Linked DNA regions of Homo sapiens: region 1 is linked to region 2. A link is a loop called in an ENCODE intact Hi-C map of the cell type or tissue named here. Cell type or tissue: OCI-LY7. All regions are shown on one strand.

Region 1 (2,500 bases), 320 kb before region 2:
CACTAATTTAGAGTTTTGTGTGACAGCATGTGGACAGAGTCTGAAGTTAAATTTCCCTTTGCGTTGTCTAGGAAGAAAGGATGTGTAAAGAAAATGCAAAATGTAAACCAGATGGGGATGTATGTAAAGTACTGGAGTAATTTGTTGTTTTCAAGCTTTTAGAAGCATGAATTTATGTTGTCAAACAGCTAACGATAAACCTGTATGCTACACCACAGGTAAGACTTAACTGGTCATTAAAACCGGTTTCCTGAGACCTTTTCTAAGCAATGCACTAAATATGGAAAGCAATACAACATTATTTCTTAAAAAAATAAAAACAACTTCAGATTGGCCCAGCCCAAGCCCAGATCTAGGCATGTTTCTGAATGCTCTTTGCTGGAGTGGAACAGCAGATGAGGCAAAGCTCCTTCAACTGCTAGTTGTGAGTGAACCCACAAACTCATATCAAGTCAACAGCTGTGATTAGCAATAGCTGGTACTAGGGACTGTAGCTCAAAACAAAACAAAGCAAAACAAACAAGCAAAAACCTACCATAACCCAACAGCAAGAGCAAATGGCTCCTTTGAAACCCTGGGTGCCCTTAGCACAACTGAACCTAAATGCTCACACAGCAAGCACTGTGATAAACTTGGGATCTGTAACAACATACATTGCTCGATAAAGTTCCCTTCCCTCCCTTTGTTGAACCTCACATTTCAAAACCTTACTCCACACTTCTGAGGACCCCTACTTCTGGGAATTCCTGCTTTCACAGGAGAGAATGTATTTAATATAATGATTAATCAGGATCATGAATTGCCATGTTTCATTTCCTTTAATAATGAAAATCCATAAGGGTTTAAAATACTCTTAGACACACCTAGCTTAGCAAATATCATGGACCTCTACATTTATGTGAATTCACACATGAGCTAGCCAGCACCTCAGTTCTGGCTGGCCCCCTTTGGCACCAGGACACAATAATTTATTAAGCTTCGATACTTAATAAATGTGCACAAATATCATGCAGACATTACGACCAAACAAAAAATGTATTAGAGACATAGGCTTATACAAAACATCTTGTAAACAAAAGGGAAGAGGTTGATATTTTCTGTACAAAATATGCAGGTTTTTCTTTCTTTTTTAATAATCTGTAAGATGCATCATACTTCTGGCATTTTCAAAAAGTGAAAACTGTATAAAAATAAATATTCTATGTACAAACACACACACAGGCCAATCCAAGGTTAGAGGCATCACTGCAAAACAAAAACAAAACAATGTTCTGTTAGTTTCAGTGGGTCTGCAGAGGTTTATTTCCTTTGTAGGAAGGGAGGTAAATCTTGTCCTGGGTTGGATGGGAGTTCTGGACAGGAGAACTGTGGGAACCCTGAGCCCCTAGGTGAAAGAAACTGGTGGCGACCTTAGCTCCCTGAAGGGAGGAAACCAAGTTCACCTCTCTGTGAATCCCCTTTGTGGTCACTAGAGGGCACTCTCTTTCTCTGCTGCCTTTGGAGGCCTGATTGTTGTAACCACTGCATTGTCCCAGATTGGACTTAAGGTGTGAATGAGTAGTCTTGAAGCTCTCTGGTTGCTTCTCCAAGACATTGCAGCTCTTGGTAGTGGCTGTTCTTCCCCTGCTAAGCACAACCATTTCTGTCTCCTAACCATTGGCAGCAACTTTAAAGAGGAAATTTTTTTAGGGGTCAAGGGTTCAGAGGTCTTATGACACCTCTGACCTGCTTTTGTGGCGCTTTAACTAGGTCTAAGTGGAGCTTGGCAGGAGGACGAGGCCAGCCTCCAGGGATGGATTCTGGGGAGGCATCTCTCTTGAGTGTTGAGCTTTTCCTTCTTGGGTTAGGGGGTGCTTTAGGTATCCAGGCAGGTAGGTGGTCAGCGTTGGCCTGGGGTCTTGGTGGTTTCACCACTTTTACCCAACCCAGTGCACTAGTGAGATTCTGGCATCTTAGTACAGGGGAGCTTGTTCATCTCATTGTAAGTGTGACTCTGCTGCCACTGGAACAGGACTGGATTCGTTGAGCACAGATTCTTGAACATGTTGGAGTCTCCGGTCCCTTTATGAGGATGAACCTTGAGACAATGGTGGTGGGGGGTTGGTGAGAAGACTTGGAGTGACAGGCAAGGTGGAGGGAGACGGTATGGGGCAGCATAGTGGCTGCCACCATTGCTGGGGACCAAGGCGGGTCTTCTGGATTAGTTAGCAAGCAGATGGCCTCTGTCTGCCTGGGCAGCCCTGTGCTCTGGGGAGCCATGGTTGAATGGGGCGATCACATGCAAGGGCACAGTCCTATGATGTCAGACTGCTCTAACAATGGCAAATGCCAAGGCCAGTGTGAATCAATGAAAACTCATTGTTGGTAGGAACTCTGGGAGCCCAGGAGAGATTTGGCTGCAGGTCACATGTGTGGTGGCATGAAGCTCTGCCAGCTTAAATGCAAGGGGAGTGGTAGAGTGGTGAGGAGCACAGCCCCTAGGGGAGGCACAGTAGCATGT
Region 2 (2,500 bases):
CACCTGGAGGAAGGCTGGCTCATGGCTCTGGAACTGGAACCCAGGCTGCATGTTTTAAAGCTGCCCAGATGAACTGGTGGTGTTGCTAGGTTGAGAACAACTATCACAGGAAAAGGAACACGCTGTTGGAGGCACTTGTGGTTGGCTTGTATGTTCCCTTGCTGACAGCGTCCAGATTTTAGCCACTTCATCAGAAGAAAGTGATTTCTCAGGATTAGCTGAGCTCAAAGCTGCAAAAAAGAAAAAACAAACACACCCCCTCATAGACTGACAAGCGTGCTCACACAGGCCCATGCCTCAGAGGCAGATGTCTTCACTGCATGATACTGGTAAGCAGACATATTGGGAAATTTTTCTATTTTTTTTTCCTCCCAGAATTTCGAAAGCAAATTGCATTTTACATTTTCTTGACTGAGGGCAGACAATTTTCACTAATGGGCCCTGTAGGAGGTGATCTGATACAAACCCTCATCCATGGCACACCGCTACACCCCAGGCACTGCATACACGTCTTCCAATTGCAGCTCAACACCGCCCTAGATGACACGTCATCCCCATTTCACAGATGAGGCACAGTAAGGAACTTGCCCAAAGCTACCAAATGGGGAGCCTGTCTGACTCGCCTGCTTCTTGCCTCCAGTGAAAAAGACAAGAGCTAGGCAATGGGCCCCATGTCACAAATATCACGTTCATTGAGGGGAACCACCTGGCGCCAGGCTCTGAGTAAGGACAGGCAAGTGTGAGGCGTTGGTGGGTGCTGCACTGGGTAAGGCTGGGCTAGACATAGCCACCCCCACCTAGAGAGAGTGCAGCCTTAAACAGTAAGCAAGCCCCTTCCACTAACATGATCACAGCAACCCTGGGCCACCAAGTCTAAAACTTCTCACTCTGTCTCCTAGGCTGAAAACTCAAATACTGGAAGGTCTGGTTCAAGACTAGACCCCGGCGACAAACCCTCTCCCTGGGGGTTCCACAGCCACCTTCCACCCTCCCTAGGGCTCCCAGATTCAGTTTGCTGGAGGCTGGCGAGGCAGGCTCCAGATCTGCTGCCTGCCAACTTTGTGGCCACATATAAATTCCTTTACTCTGGGAAAAAGGAAGGACATATATTTTTCTTTGCTTGGGAGAGGATGAAATGAAACAAAACTTATGAATGTTCCCGGCACTAGGCTCAACCCAGGACGAAACCACAGTGAATGAGAAATTATAATGGAATTGTGCATGCTCTCCACCAGAAACCTTTCCAAAATACAAGGTAATACCAAGCCTGGGCTGGCTGAGGTGAGCACTAACCGGGAGCAGGAGAGCAGATGAATCCATTTGTAGTATATTTGCAGGAGGGAGTTCCTGCTCCTGTCCAAAAATTCCACCAGGTGGCGCCATGAGACAACTTTCACAACCTTTCCAGTCTACACACCAAGGTGGTGGGGGTCCCTCAGGTCCCTGCAAAAGGGCATTGAGAGTTCATTACCCAGTTCAGAGCAAGAAAGCTGGGGTCTTGGTCTCTCCTCAAGGCTTTTCTTAACTTCCTTAATCCAGATGTTCATGAAAATGGGGTGTTACTGGACACATAAAAGGGAACAACACACATTGGGGCCTTTCAGAGGGTGGAGTATGAGAGGAGGGAGAGGATCAGGAAAAATAATGAGTGGGTACTAGGCTGAATACCCGGGTGATGAAATAATCTGTACAACAAACCCCCATGACACAAGTTTACCTATACAATAAACCTGCACATGTACCCCTGAACTGAAAAGTTAATTTTTTTTAAAAAAGAAAGAAAATGGGGTGTTAGAGGAAGTGGGGACAGCAACGTGTTGGACAATGACGTTGGCAATGCCAGGCCAGGCAGCAGCAAAGTCCATCAAGCGTCTACTAAGGGCAAGGCCCTCTGTGGTAGGTGTCGGTCTCAGAGCTGAAAGGGGCCTTCGTGGAAGTCTAGCCCAGCCTGTTTGTTTTTCCAGAATGAGGGAGGCCAGGCGGGGGTCACTCCCTGCCTGTCAGAGGTTGTGGGGAGTCCCTCTCAGCTCGTCTCAGGGTGCAGTGTGACCCAGGAGGCAGTGTTCAGGTGAGGCCACTGCGCCTTTTCAAGGAGCCAGATGAGGGCAGAAATTGCACCCTATCCAACTGCAAAGGAGACTGAGAAACCCTATAAGGTTGTGATATCTCCCCTTGGGCCCTGGAGAAAGGGAGACAGTTCTGTCAAGATCCCCACATTTCAGGGAAAAACCCCATGGGTTGGTTCAGGGTCAGAGCTGCAAGGCCCTGAGGGTCAACTGAGTCAATCCCCCATGGTACAGGTGAGCCCAAGACAGGGTCGACAACTCAAACACCAAAATACTGCAGGATGAAAATGCTCTTCATGTACTCATATAAAATGTGCCAAGATACACTGCTAAGTGAAAAATGCAAAAGGCAGAGAAAAACGTGTCAAATTTTTCTATTATTTGTATAAAAAAAGAAAAAATAGTATATTCATGTTTGCTCATATTTGCATAAC

What was found. Peaks named below come from ENCODE experiments on the same cell type or tissue, not always from the same donor. Only the 100,000 strongest peaks of a DNase experiment are listed, where the experiment ranks them.
Region 1: a loop joins it to region 2, with 2.5 times the contacts of the local background. A loop is called at or near these places in 7 of 110 quality-filtered maps.

The regions. Positions count from the first base shown.
Region 1 is chr10:69,957,444-69,959,943 of GRCh38, reverse strand. It overlaps COL13A1 (collagen type XIII alpha 1 chain), which reads right to left. Exons shown (of 41, transcript NM_001368882.1): 41 at 800-1,245. The coding sequence ends at 1,243. All of the region lies in intron 2 of LOC107984242 (a long non-coding RNA gene), which reads left to right. Among named protein-coding and RNA genes, the nearest start is that of LINC02636, 51 kb to the left of the region's middle. In OCI-LY7, CTCF peaks have their summits at 1,275 and 1,478 (motif pointing right); a DNase peak (open chromatin) is centred at 1,483; H3K27ac peaks cover 505 bases.
Region 2 is chr10:69,638,288-69,640,787 of GRCh38, reverse strand. No RefSeq gene overlaps it. Among named protein-coding and RNA genes, the nearest start is that of FAM241B, 9.3 kb to the right of the region's middle. In OCI-LY7, CTCF peaks have their summits at 1,180 and 1,381 (motif pointing right); a DNase peak (open chromatin) is centred at 1,377.